Linked DNA regions of Homo sapiens: regions 1 and 3 are each linked to region 2. A link is a contact called in ENCODE Hi-C data. All regions are on one chromosome and are shown on one strand. The core of a region is the stretch at or near the end of the contact, and the rest is flanking DNA. Distances in the headings are between cores, read along the strand shown. Region 1 holds the start of NUDT4 (nudix hydrolase 4). Region 2 holds the start of GALNT4 (polypeptide N-acetylgalactosaminyltransferase 4). Region 3 holds the start of CEP83 (centrosomal protein 83).

Region 1 (4,395 bases), core at 477-2,976, 3.9 Mb after region 2:
AAAATAATAATCACATATTAGCCATAGCGGACTCCCCAGCTAGATGTTTTCTGCCTGTGTTTGTAAATCCTGGACATAGTTAAATTTCAAGTGCCTTCAATAAGAAATCAATGGCTTGGAAAACATCTCTGCGCAGTCTTGATAAGATTTCTAATTGTGGTGAAGCCTCATTCCTTAAATTATTTATTCAACACTAACCCATTCTACAAACTTACATCTGCTGGGCTCTGGGAGTAACAAGATGAGTTAGATGCAGCAGTCCCAAATCTAAAGGAGGTTGGAGACTAGAAAGACCAGTGCCTGCTCTGAGCTCTCCAGTGGTCCCCAGCCTCTCAGTCAGGCCTCACAGGCCCCTCTGCCAGAGGCGGAACCAGCTTGCCTCCGCTCTGCAGCCACACTGGCCTTTTCTTTCATTTCTGAGAACTCTCCTCACTCCCTCCCACTTTGGGCTCTGCAGAAATCCCAGTTCCCTTTGCCTTGAAAGCTCTTGGTCAATTTAGCTCCTCCTCCTTCAGCCCTCAGCTCCTGCCTTGCTGCCCCAATAATCTTTTTCTGACTGCAGATCTGGTCAAATCTTTGTCTGAAACCTTAGAGCCCATTACATTTGTAGTTTTACGTGTACACGTGTGATCATTTAATATTTGACGGTGTGCTCTCAGGTGCCTACGCTCCTGGAGAGGCAGGGGCTGACTGGTTTTGTTAGATGCCAGTGCCTGACACACAATAGGCCCTCAAGGGGTGAAAAACCAACCAACCAAGTCAGGACCCAAGCAACCTGGGCCTCTGTGGAAGGGCAGAATGGCCTGAGTTTGGGTTTCTCGAGCTACCTTAAGATCAGGCCTCCTGGCTCCTATCTTAGCCCTTCTAACACTCTGAAGTGTAGAGGTTGTTTGTTCCAAGTCCCCAAGGTACTGTAAGCTCCCAGATAGCAGAAATCCCATTATATTTTAGTGCTGTGGCCCCAGCATCCAGCTGCGCTGTTACTTAGCATGAGATCCACATGAAAACCATTTCGCAACTATTAGCCATTGCCAGTATTAATACTTTCCGGAAGGTGGCACAAAGTGGGGGATGTTATAGACAGCTTCAAAGAAACGTTTAAGCTAGAGTTGACTCTTTAAATAATACAAGCCATCCCCAACCAAAGATTAAAAATTTAAATACAAAAAAAAAAAAAGGAAATTTGCCTACCCCCCATTTGTGAAAACAAAGAAAAAAAAAACAGTTAACGTCTTAACTTTTCTAGGCCTTCACTCTCGCCTCTCCCCGCGCTACAAGGGCGAATTCTGGACGTATCTACACAGTCACCGCGGAGTCTGCAATCGCCGCGACGTCCCCTGGCATTTCTTGGCCAGGCTGCAACTTTGGTGACGGTGTATGTAGTTACATCCCCTGTAGTGCAGCTGGTATTTAGGGTCCTCATTGGCAAAGTTGAGGGTATAAGCAGGGAGGGAGGGGACCTTGGCTTCTTTCCATTCACTGGCATGTTTTCGGGGCACGGTCATCCCACGCTGGGCTCCAGCGCCAGTCCCAAGGCCTCGCCGAACTCCAGCCCGGGAGTGCGCGCGGCCCCGCCCACCGGGCGGCCGAGGTCCCGCCCCTACCTCCCCCGCCACACCTACCCACCCACCCCATTGCAATGGTCTCTGCACGCAGGCGCAGTGGCGCGCGGGGGAGGCGGGGCGCATGTGGGCTTCATTTAAACAGAGCAGAGGGGGCGGCGCGCGGTCGCCGCGGTGCTGCTGCTCAGTGGGAGCGGGTCTTCGCAACTGTCTCCGCGTGGCGCGCGCCTCTAGCCGCCCTTCCCCTGGCGGCTACGGCCGGAGGGAGCGGAGGCGAGCGGGAGTCGGGCTCCATGGAGAGCGGCGGACAACTGGGCAGAGGCGGAGCTTTCATCTCGGCACCCTGGTTCCAGTGACCCGCGCTAGCGTCCCGTCCCGCCCGCGTCGGAGCGGCCGCCGGCCCCGGGACTGACCGGCCTCGCCGCACCTCCCGCACCGACTAGCGCTCCCGGGCGCTCCTGCGCCCGACTCGCCCTCGCCCCCACTCCCCGGCGGGGTGGCGGCGGCCGGGCCCCCACGGCGGCGGCCGGAGCAGCAGCAGCAGCAGCAGGAGCCCGCCTCTATGATGAAGTTCAAGCCCAACCAGACGCGGACCTACGACCGCGAGGGCTTCAAGAAGCGGGCGGCGTGCCTGTGCTTCCGGAGCGAGCAGGAGGACGAGGTAGGGCGCCCGGCGCCGCACGCTGCCCTCCGGGGCGCCGGGGTCTAGGGCCCGGGTGCTTCCCCTCGCTCCCCGCCCCTGCGCAGGCTGCGGGGCTGGGAGGGATTAGCCCCCTTCCTCCCTCCCTCCTTTCCTCCCTCACTCCTTTCCTCCCTCACTTCTTCCTTCCTTTCTCTGGGCTGATAGATGAGACAAAGGGGGCTCGCCCAGCCCCAGTTTCTCCATCTGGGCACTCGAGAAGGCGCCTGGTCCCCGGGAAGGTCCCGGGCCGCGTAAGTCTCGCCTAGCGGGAGTCACCATCTTAACGTGCGAATTGAGTTGAAAGCCGGATAAACCTCGAGTGCTCAGCGAGAGGAGGGTGGAAATGGCGTGAGTGTTGCAGCAGAGCCCTTGTGCCTCTTTTACATATTTTCCTTCCATGTTACAGCCGTTTGCGGTCTCGGATTCGATCTAAGCATGTTTGTGGAGTAACAGACAGTCCTCGTGCTTGGAATTGAGTCTAGTCTTGGCAATTCTTGTGGGTCCATGAACCCGCAAGCTGTTGGCATAATTATGCCTCATTTTTAAAACGGCCTTCCCTTCTTAAAGTTTTCTGACTGCAGAAAAATGGTTAGTGAAAAATGTGGAATAATGCCAAAAGGGAGACGATGGACTAGAGATGGGCAAAGCTGCCATTTTCAGACAGTAATCTCCAGCTCTCAGCTTATGTATAAAGGGTTCTTTGCTGTCTGGCTTGACATCTGGAAAGGAGTAGCCTTTCTCGTTCTCAGAGCAGTCGTTCTTGGATAATTTACCCATCTGCATTGGGCTGAGAATGAGACCCTTGGGGTTTCCCTGGAGAGCGATTTTTACTTAATTCAGTAGTATTTATTTAAAATGGCTAACTGTTGAAGTTTGCTTAGGGCAATAGTAGCCTTTTGGTATTGCCACTCTTAAGATAAATTACATAGGTGAAAAAAATTAACATTCTGAGTTCTGCTTTCATAACCAACCGTGTATAAAATACTAGGCTAAGGCTGGAGATGGGAATTTAATGGCTTCCTTACTGCTAGTCCCTGTAGTTGTGATGAATATGACACAGAATACACTCAGTGGCTTAGTTCTTGTTATGTTAACGAAAAGTTCTCGAAATTTGCCCTTCAAACCCTTGTTTTGCCTTTATTTTTTTTTGAAAAGAAACCAAGCCCTTTAAATGGGTTGCTCTGTGCTCACTCATAACCTTTACGTATTAGACTTGAATCCCAAACGAGTGTGCAGAGAAATACGGCCCCAGCCTTTGAGATGGGTCTGCTTAGGAGAGCTAGAAACTGCAAAGGGAAAGGTTATTAACTTTTACAAAATGAACAAGTCAACAAGCATTAAGTGTGTTCTGTAAAAAAGATAAAGCCTTAGCGGAAAGGGGCCATGTTGAGGCAAAGTAGTAAACTTTAAATATAAAAGAAATGATAGCCAAAAGGGATCAAGATAGATCAAGGATCTTGTCTGGTTTCCTCAATATTGTGTAATGATATTCTTAATTGAGTGCTTACAATGTGCCAGGCGCTGCCAGAAGAAAACTTGTTATACATTTAATCCTTTTAACACTGGGAGGTAGTGAAGTTACTCCCATTTTATAGGTGAGGAGACAGTTGCAGAGCATAAGTACCTTCCCAAATGACACAATTAGGAAGTGGTAGAGTCAGGATTCAGGGTCCAGTCCTTACTCCTGATGTTGGGCTCTGTTTGTTGAGTGAGTGAGATTTTTGTGAGGCTAAGTTTGGAAGCCTATCTGAAAGTGGTGACTGAAGTGTTGCCATAATGTGAACTTGGAATTCAGGCTTTGTAAAAATACTAGACTCTAGGGGAAAATATGAGTGATGGAAATTGAAATGATGATCTCTATTGTGCTTATGGTAAAGCAAAGACTGATAGAAGCTTTAGGAATTACTTTAGCAATAAAAATAAATGATTATTTTTATGCTTGGATATTATTTCTACTGAAATAAATACTAAATTCATAGCCTCTAGTTGAGTCAAGAGACCCGTGTCATTAGGTAAGGTGAAGTAGGGAGCAAGTTTTGGAGAATGTATTAGAAAAATCCATTGTATAAAACTTTGTAAATCTGATAACCTGTAGGTTGAGAATTGAAGAGAGTGAGTCATCTTGTTAGAGGATATGATCTGAGGGAAGAC
Region 2 (4,312 bases), core at 1-2,500:
CCCCACACTTCCATTCCTGTGTCATACGTTCCAAGGTACTGAAAATATTTCTTGCTGACAGCAAACAGTCCTCCAGCCATGGTAGGTGATCTGATGGGGTCAATTCTTGATATCCGCCTGTCCCTTTCCTGTTTGGGGACAGAATGCCACTGAAATGTTAAACGCCAGTCAAACCCACCAATCATGGGCTCCCCTATCTGCATATAGAATTCAAAAGTATTCCAATCAATTGTGTCTATAACAGGACACACAACTGCTGTTTCATCTCTCCCAATCCTTTCCAAAAGCGGTTCCAGCCAACCGGAATTACACTCACAGTGACAATCCAGGAAAGTGAGGACGTCCCCAGTGGCGAAAGTGGCCCCAATCAGACGGGCCCTAACCAGCCCCTCTCGCTTATTGGTCCTAATCAAGCGTACTCTATCAAGATTGCTGATGTAAGTTTCAAGTTGTGTCTTCAAATAAACTCTGTCACTCAAGTCATCCACCAAGATGATCTCTTTCAAAAGAACTGCAGGAGAAGTTTCTAAAACACTGTGAATGGTACGGAGCAAAGTCGACCAGGCTTCGTTATAGAAAGCAATGATAACAGAGGTGGTAGGAAGTGTCCTATAGTTGAACTTCTGGGACTTACACTCATACATTCTTTTATCCTCTATGTGTCGATGCAGGGAAATCCTGTCACTGAGGTAAATATTGATGGCGTATCTCTCAATGAGTTCTTCTTGCTGCTTCAGTTCATCCTCGTTGAGCTGGAGTTTGCTGGCTTTCCCCCACTCCCCAAGTGCACGGGAATCTGCAGGGGGCTTCTTATAAAGCGGTCGAGACAAATCCTCCGTATTTTTCTGGAGGTCTGAGAGCCTTCTTGACCCCAGCTCCCTGGCACGGCCGGCTCCTGCGGAGGCATGAAAAGTAGAGACCAAGAGCTCCACGAAGATATAGGCCACTGTTAAAAACGCCAGCAGCAGGCAGCTCTTGCCTGCCCAAGTCCACCTCACCGCCATCCGGATTCTCAGGGCTGAGGCGCAGACGCGGCCACCAAGCCACCACGCAGGGGAAGGGCGGCGGAACCCACAGCTCGAGCTCAGGTACTTCCCAGCAGGTTCTTCCTTTCATGCAGGCGCTAGGCTCCTTTCCAGCCACCCAGGCTTTCCAGGGGTCACCTGAGCCCTCTCGGTCCTCGGCCTCCGGCACAGCCCAACTCCTCTCTCCCTACTTCCTCCTGCTCGGCTCACAACTTTTCACAAACTCTCCAGCCAACACCCCACCCTCCCCGGGCCGAGGAGAAACCCCTCCCCTTCCCACTCACTCCTCCTGGTGGTTAGTTTGCGAAAGTCGTCCGCCAGGCCCAGACCGCTGGATAGGAGGCTCTTGGCCGGGCCGGGGGCTGGGGGCCGGGATGGCAGAGGGGGCCCTAGCTGCGCCCCGCCGCGCTGGGCCCTCGTCTCCGGGTGCTCTCAACCCTCATACAGGCCCTTAGCCGTTCTCCTAGGGACCCTGCCCGGACAGGAGGAAAGGTTTCCGGCCCATGGAGTTTAGTCTCATTACAAAAGCAAAACAAGAATAAGACTTACCAAGTTGCTTGCCGTTGGGGCTGAGGTCCAAGGAGGTGATCGCAGCTTTGTGGCCTTTGAAATAACGCTCCAGAACGGGGTCCTCCTGGAAAGGAAAGTTGTCAAGTTTTGAAAGCCGCCGCAGACCTCGAATTCTGGCGGCTGGGATCCACGCTGCCACTTCCCCGGAGTCCGGCTTGGGAATGGCCACCCAGGCGGCGGCTTGGCTGGGCGGCGGGGCCGGGCAGCAGCCCACCCACGGGCGCGGCGCCCAGTCCTGCTACAGGGAGACGCCGGCGCCAGCTCTCCCCGCAGAGCCCGCAAAACGCTCTGTTCGCGCTTCCCAGAGTCCAGCGCATCGCAGGAACCGCGGCCCCTTTGAAATGCACGTTCCCGGGCCCCGCCCGCTGGCCCAAGGCAGGCAGGTGCGAGGATGCGCCTCGGCTTTGGTACTTTTTTTTTTTTTAATACTTCCTAGGTGATTCTGACGCAGGCGCTCCACGGAAACCCTCCGAGAATTCTGGGGGCCGTGGGGCCGCCCAGCTCAGTCCGGAGCTCCGGAACTCGGGGAAGAGCGTCCGGGAGCCGGGTCTGGGTTCCGCACTCCGTCCGCCCCGATGGCAGAGAGTGAGATACGGACGCCCCGGGACGAGGGGCTCAGGACCCGGCTACGGACACCTGCCTCCATCTCCCTCCAGGTGCGGCTTCGGCCCGGACCTGGCCCCGCAGCCCGCGGGACAGGCTCCAGGGAGGGACCCCCCCCACCTCCAACCCGTCCTTACCGTGGCTGAGGCCATCGGGGGAGTGGTCGGCCCAAGGCTCCTGTGGGTGGGGGAACCCGGAGAGGGGAGGGGAGAGGATGGGGAAGGAGAGGGGACCGTGCGGCTCCCGGAACCGTCTGCCCAGAGCGGCAGCGCCTCCCGGTCACTACAACAACGGCGGCCCAGTCAAACCCCGCGCTCCAGGCATGGCCAGCCGAGCCCCGAGACACCGCCAGCCCTGTAAAGAGAGGACGGGAGGTATGCGCCGGGTCAGCTGTGGCCACACACCAAGCCATGTTAACTAACACTCGCGTTCTCCCTGGTTTGATGTCAGGAAGTGGGGTAGTAACCAGGACTGGAATAAGAGCGATGAATGGAAGGGCGTTGTGAGCCTGTGATCGATGCGATCAGAGTTCTATTACGTTTTAAAGAGACAGCACCCGTGACGTTTAAGGTGATCCCCTACCGCTTATTTTGTTGACGTAAAGCTTTGACATGAAGAGGGGCAGCTTGCTAGTTATTAATATACTAAAAGGAACTAAATCCCCTGAGGGCAGATTTGAATTTATTTAACCACTGTTTTCCACACAGTGCCCTGCAGGATATTGATATAGTTGCTGGATGTGCGTGATGAATGAATGAGTGAATGAATGAATAAATGTTGTGCATGCACTTAATAATTTTCTGCGATATGTTTCCATTCTCATCTGCTTATTTGCGTATACCTTAGAGCACTAAACTTACACAGCTGGATACTTAAAGTCTTTAGGAAGACTTGGAAACATGGTTTTTTTTGTTTGTTTTTTGTGAGACCACGTTTCTACAGCAGGCTTTGTTACACATAGTATCATTTGTGCTTCAGCCAAACAATGAAGTTGGTAGAATTACAAAATGTTTTCAATGTTTCCAAGTTATAAACTTGATTCCTAGATATTGGTCTTAGAGGTCACACAGAGACAGTTCTTCTAATTCCAAGTCCATATCCTTTTTTTTTTTTTAACCCTGCCTCAAAGCGTGATGTTCTGAGCTGAAAATTACATATAGTGTAAAGATCCTTAGCAACATCAAAGGGCATGATAGAACACAGCTGGTAAGACATGTGTTTTATGCAAATGAAAGGTATGCTACACACCTTAATTACAGATTCCCTAGTTGTCTAGTGATTGAGTTTAATTTTATTGAATATGGTACTTAACAACTAAACAGGTAGGCTTTAGATTACAGTATTAGTTAATTTAAGTATACACTTGTTAAATATCTGTTGTATGTTTGGCCTTGAGGGACACAATGATGACTAAGATATTTCCCCTACCTTCAAGAACTCAGCAATCTAGGGTTGGTGAGTCTCATGCTTTAGCATTTGTAATGTTGATTTGGGGGCTCCATTTCCAGAGATGCTGAATCAACATATACAAGGTGGGATCCAGGGCCCTTCTGATGTAACAAGCTCCATAGATGATTACTATGGGAGTCTCAGCTGTCTATGTTGAGAAACACTGCATTAGTCTAGGAGATGATATGTTAAGAGTGTTGATATCAGCAACTTGTCAGCAAACTGTTGCAGGACTCTTAGTTTTGCTACATATTACCAGTTTAGGCTTGATTTATTTTAAAAGCCTGCCATGTTTAAAACTAATGCTGGATACTGGTGGGAATGTAAAATGATGTAGCTCTGTGAAAAAGTTTGTCAGTTCCTAAAAAGTTAAACATACAATTACCTTATAATCCAGCAATTTCACTGCTAGGTATATCCCATAAGTATTGAAAGCAGAGACTCCAACAGATGCCAGTGTTCAAAGCAAGCATTATTTACAATAGCCAAAAAGTGGATACAATCCTAGTATCCAACAGATGAATGGATAAACAAAATGTATGTGATATATACATATAAGGAAATATTATCCTGCCATAAAAAGAAATGAAATTGTGATACAAGCTATAACATGGATGAACCTTGAAAACATTTTGCTAAGTGAATAAGCCAAACACAAATGAGCA
Region 3 (5,022 bases), core at 530-3,029, 4.9 Mb after region 2:
TCGGGAGGCTGAGAGGAGAGAATCACTTGAAACTGGGAGGCGGAAGTTGCAGTGAGCTGAGATCCCACCACTGCACTCCAGCCTGAGCGACAAGAATGAAACTCTGTCTCAAAAAAAGAAAAAAAAAAAAACTACCTGTGAATAATCAGTGTTTCATTCTCCCAGTGCTGCATGGAATTCTAAATTGTATTTCACTATTATTTGAGAATGTTCTAAATACAGTCCGCGCACTTCATCTGATCTGGAAAGAAAACACTCAAAGTAAGGGGAATACCCAGCATACTCTGTCCTAAATAACCAAAGGACAACTCAAAACCATTTGCAACTCTCAGGAGAGTCCTGTGTGACACTTATAATTTAAAGCATTCTGGCCTGGTGCGGTGGCTCACACCTGTAATCCCAGCACTTTGGGAGGCCGAGGTGGGCGGATCACCTGAGGTCGGGAGTTTGAGACCAGCCTGGCCAACATGGTGAAACCCCATCTCTACTAAAATAAAAAAATTAGCCGGGCATGGTGGCACGCACCTGTAATCCCAGCTACTCGGGAGGCTGAGGCAGGAGAATCGCTTGAACCCAGGAGGCGGAGGTTGCAGTGAGCCGAGATCGCGCTACTGCACTCCAGCCTGGGCGACAGAGTGAGACTCAGTCATAAATAAATAAATAAAGCATTCTAACAATTCTGAACAAACTGAGTTTGAAATCAAACCTCAATACAAAAGGTGAGTATTAATTCTAACCACTTACAGGCTAAATTCATAAATATGGAAAATTCTAAATCCAGGTAACTGTAGGATAGATACCTTTAATTGTGTTTTAGTTAAATGTCAGACTTGTTTACAGACATGTTGCTTGGTAACAGAAGCACTGCTTTAACAACCCACTCTGTTTTAGAGCTGCTTAAAGTCTGAACAGATTATGAAGTATATATCATATACACGAAATTCAGACAAGTCTTTCCTTATCCTAGAGATCTGTAAGATTTGAAAGAGCTTCCTCATTTCAGCTAACTAAAGGCTTTACAAATACTTAGCAGTGGATATTCTTAAGAGCAAAATGCCCATTGATTATGGTCAAAAGTTGGACACTGAGGATTAACCAAAGTATTTAAACCCAGCATATGCTAACATATTTTAGGTGTTTATCTCAGTAATGACAGTCGACATCACTGTTCATTCAAATTGTCTTCAAAGCCAAGGAAAATGGTAGCATAGCTTTTTCATCGTAAATTAAGCTGGAGGTACTTAAACGTCTGGCCAATTACCAAACTGGCTACACAACCACCAAGCCAGAGTGCATCCAAAAGCTCCATGAAGAGTTTCACGTGCGTCTCTCTGCCTACTTTTCTAGCACGAGCTTCCACTACTTTAACAGGAAAATAAAAAAAGGATTCAAGGGCAGTTTGTGGAGGGACAAAATGAGTATTCCAAAATACAAACAAGACACCGTCCCCAGAAAGAGAGGTTACATACCAGACGCACGCACGCTCCTTGCAACCCGCACACGGAAAACTTAAGTGACCGCAGTTCTGGCCGCGCTCGCCACCGGGGACACCTCCACAGCTCCAACCACAGGCACCCACTCAACTCCGCTTACGGAGGCATTGGGACTAAGGGTTACGGTCCTACAGCGGGGTGTCGGCCCAGCGAGAGGAAGAGGGCCGAACGGACCCCTCGGGCTCCCGTCCCTAGGGAAATGTGAAGTATCCCGGGAGAGGTCCGAGGGCGGCGGCGGCGGCGGTGAAAAGCCCCACTCCTCCGCGTGGACCGGGATCCTCAGGGGTGCGGCGCCACCCCACGTGCTGACGTATGGCCCAGAAGCCGCCTCATCGCACCGCCCCACCAGCCTGGAGGAGCGGGCTCTGTCCCTTGGCCCAGCGGCACGCGAAGCAGGAAGTCCCACCCCCCACGCCGACGTCACCCACGCCACCGACGCCGGTTGCTGCCGGAGCCGTTAGAGGGAGGAGACAAACGAACCGAGGCGGGAGCGGCCACGGGTGACAGCGGCAGCGGCGGGGCCGGGCTGCGCTCCCGAAGGCGTTCCTGGAGGGCCCTGGGATGGACTCAGAGATCCCCAGAGCCCCAGGGGACGGAAAATCTAGCCCCGGGCACTTGCCTTGGAGTCTGAGTGATGCGCGTCGTTGGAGCGCGAAGCCGGTCTCCCTAGCCTCCGCCCGACACAGCGTCTCCAGGGGTTTTCCTCCTTTTCGCGCCTCTCCTTCCCTCTTCCCCACACCATTTGAGAGCCTCAAATGGTAGTCCTGCCGCCACCTCTCTCCCTTCGCCAGCCTGCCATCGTCCCCATGGGTGCAGATATGCGCTCCCGAAGCCGCCTGCCTGCCGCGTCTGCCTCGGGCATCAGCCCACGAGTGGGGAGTCGGCTCAGCTTGCCACGAGGGAACCTCGGGTTAGGACCAATCGCCCGGGAGAGAGCCCTCCTCGCCCCCGCACCTCCTGCTCCAAGTCTCCTGTCCTGGTTATCCCAAGTTCAGGGCCCACCTGGGGTCACATGGGGAACTACTTGTCTTAAGGCTGTAAACAATAGTTGGAAGAGGAGTTGCTAGCTTTTGAGAACTTCCATGATCATCCAAAGTCTGAAACAAAGTAGGCGGTCAGCCTTTCAAAATACGTGTTGGAAGAAACAGACACCTTCCCATCCCCAGCGTTTGTTCAGTGCCTTGGTTGGGCTTTGATTCTCACTGCTTTGTGAAGTACAGCTTATTTTTACCCCCAAGATTATGATTTTCAGGCTGTAGTTATTATTGGACAACTGAGAGGTGATTTTGTTGTTGTTGAAATGAGGGAAAACGGGCCATTAGAAAGGACCGTGTCTCTTAAGAGGAGGGAAAAAAAGGACAGCGAGTTGGTAATGGAATGTTGCTGGATGGATTACATAGATGAGACATGGGAGATAGAATAGAGAATCCAGAAATTCTCATGTATGTGTGCGTGTTTAGTATAATAACAGTAGCTCACATTTGCTGAGCATTTGTGTGGCAAGTACTGGAGTACTTTTTCAGGTTATCTTATTTAACTCTAACATTTCTGTAAGGTAGGTGCAATTGTTATCTCCATTTCACAGAGTTGCCCAAAACCATTACTTTTAAACGCTGGAGCCAGACAACTCCAGAAATCTCTGTGGTAGCCAGTAAACTATACATGACAAATTATTGGTCAGTAGGAAAAAGATCATTCGGGAAATGGCGGTGGCTCACGCCTGTAATCCCAGCACGCTGGGAGGCCAAGGCAGGTGGATCACCTGAGGTCAGGAGTTCGAGACGACCCTGGCCAACATGGTGAAATCCCATCTATTAAAAATACAAAAAGCCAAGAAAAACAAATATTCAATTAACAAACGGAAAGTTGTCCCACTTCCAAACAGTTGTTTTTTGTCTATCATTGTTGATAGGGGTGTGGGATACAATTACTGTCAGGCATTTTTGGTGTGAAGGTGAAATTGGTACAACCCTATTTACCAAAATTTAACATATGCATTAGCCTTTGCCCCACAGCTGTCTCATTTCCGAGGCATATACCCTAAGGAAAATAAGGGATTCATAAGGATACTATTTGCCACCTTTTTTAAAAATAATGCTTCTAGAAACAAGTGTCCATCACTAGGACACTAGTTAAGAAAATTATGATTGGTACATGCAATGGAATACTCTTGACCCATTAAAAACTGATGGAAAGTTCTTTATTTGCATTAAAGTATGTCCAAAAAATATAGTTTCCCCTCAGGAAAAAAAAAGCAGAATGTAGTTTAGCAAGTACAGTGCTGTCCTAATGTGAATATATGTGTGTACATATGTTAATATAAGTGTACAAAAATATCTGGAAGAAGGTCAGTCAAAATACAAGTGTTTTACATTTTGTCTTTTGGACTTTTTATCTGGTTGGTGTTTTTTGTAATTTATTATTTTACAAAAACAAAGTTGTGTTTTATGTTTTAATTAAAGCTGTGCCAGTGAAAAGGGAGCCAGTTGACTCTTGACCTTCACAAGTAGGTAACCATGATGAAGTAACTATGTCTGGGGATCTGAGTCTCAGCTTTTTTGTGTCTATAAATTTGATTATATTCATTTACCTATAGTTGGACAAGCTAACCTACCACCTGGACATCATAGTTTTGACTCCCCAAATTGGACTGGGTATCCATTCTATGTGTTCTCTGTGTGCCTGTCATGGTATTTGTCACACTGTACTGTAATTCCCTCTGTGCCAGTAGATTGTTTGCTCCTGCCATACATATACACATGCACATACATACTTTTTCTGCTATATGTTACACATTTCTTTTGATTTATTATTTGTCATCTACATTTGTATACAGAAGTTTTAATTTTCATTAGCCAAAATGCTAATGAAATCACATAGATATTAAAGGGATACTTGGAACAACTTTATGCCAATAAATTCAGTAACTTAAGCAAAATGGACAAATTCCTAAAAAAATAAATAAATAAATTACCAAAAATGACACAAAAGAAGGAAAAGAAAATCTAAATGTTTCAGTGTCTGTTAAAAAAATTGAATTTATAAGCAAAACACTTGCCACAAAGAAAACTCCGGGCAGATGACTGCACCAGTGAATTTTATCAGACATTTAAGGGGGACAAAGTACCAATCCTACACCATTTCAGGAAACAGAGCAGGGAGAAATACTTCTATACTCATTTTATGAGGCAAGCATAATCATGCCAAATTATTTTTCCTGATACCAAAATTTGACATTTTGCAAGAAAATTATAGACTGATAGTCCTCATGAATATATATATATATATAAATTCTTAAGTATTAGCAGATTGAACTTGCAATATAGAGGATTACATACCATGACCAAGGAGAGTGAACTTAACATTGAAAAATCAGTGTAATTCATCACATTAACAGAACAAAAGAGAAAAAAAATTGTTTCAATAAATGCAGAAAAAGGATTTGACAAAATTCAAAGCCCATTAATGTTTTAGAAAAAAAAAAAAAAACCAACTCTAAGCAGCCTAGGAATAGAAGGGAATTTCCTCA

The links. A loop is a pair of places that touch in the nucleus more often than their neighbours do. Pooled maps may share reads with other maps.
Region 1: a map of CD4-positive, alpha-beta memory T cell shows a loop between it and region 2 (6-fold over the local background). The contact joins the promoter of NUDT4 here to the promoter of GALNT4 in region 2. A Hi-C loop is called at or near these places in 2 of 168 maps with a recorded cell type or tissue (CD4-positive, alpha-beta memory T cell and naive thymus-derived CD4-positive, alpha-beta T cell) and 6 of 50 pooled maps.
Region 3: a loop to region 2 is called in a map of naive thymus-derived CD4-positive, alpha-beta T cell, with 21 times the contacts of the local background. The contact joins the promoter of CEP83 here to the promoter of GALNT4 in region 2. A Hi-C loop is called at or near these places in 2 of 168 maps with a recorded cell type or tissue (CD8-positive, alpha-beta T cell and naive thymus-derived CD4-positive, alpha-beta T cell) and 5 of 50 pooled maps.

Annotation. Positions count from the first base shown.
Region 1 is chr12:93,376,199-93,380,593 of GRCh38, forward strand. It overlaps NUDT4 (nudix hydrolase 4), which reads left to right and starts at 1,727. Exons shown (of 5, transcript NM_019094.6): 1 at 1,727-2,223. The coding sequence starts at 2,125. It overlaps LOC643339 (a long non-coding RNA gene), which reads right to left and starts at 1,538. Exons shown (of 5, transcript NR_040096.1): 1 at 1,239-1,538. RefSeq lists an enhancer at 1,323-2,262 and silencers at 1,499-1,838, 2,059-2,358.
Region 2 is chr12:89,523,546-89,527,857 of GRCh38, forward strand. It overlaps GALNT4 (polypeptide N-acetylgalactosaminyltransferase 4), which reads right to left and starts at 1,251. Exons shown (of 1, transcript NM_003774.5): 1 at 1-1,251. The coding sequence starts at 1,004. It overlaps POC1B-DUSP6 (POC1B-DUSP6 readthrough), which reads right to left and starts at 2,502. Exons shown (of 11, transcript NR_189589.1): 1 at 2,336-2,502; 2 at 1,575-1,659. It overlaps POC1B (POC1 centriolar protein B), which reads right to left and starts at 2,502. Exons shown (of 12, transcript NM_172240.3): 1 at 2,336-2,502; 2 at 1,575-1,659. The coding sequence starts at 2,350. POC1B-GALNT4 (POC1B-GALNT4 readthrough) reads right to left here and starts at 2,717. Exons shown (of 3, transcript NM_001199782.1): 1 at 2,336-2,717; 2 at 1,575-1,659; 3 at 1-128. The coding sequence starts at 2,610. It also overlaps POC1B-AS1. RefSeq lists an enhancer at 968-1,177 and silencers at 1,268-1,647, 2,198-2,457.
Region 3 is chr12:94,458,088-94,463,109 of GRCh38, forward strand. It overlaps CEP83 (centrosomal protein 83), which reads right to left and starts at 1,780. Exons shown (of 17, transcript NM_016122.3): 1 at 1,470-1,780. It overlaps CEP83-DT (CEP83 divergent transcript), which reads left to right and starts at 1,916. Exons shown (of 1, transcript NR_027035.1): 1 at 1,916-4,483. RefSeq lists an enhancer at 2,197-2,246.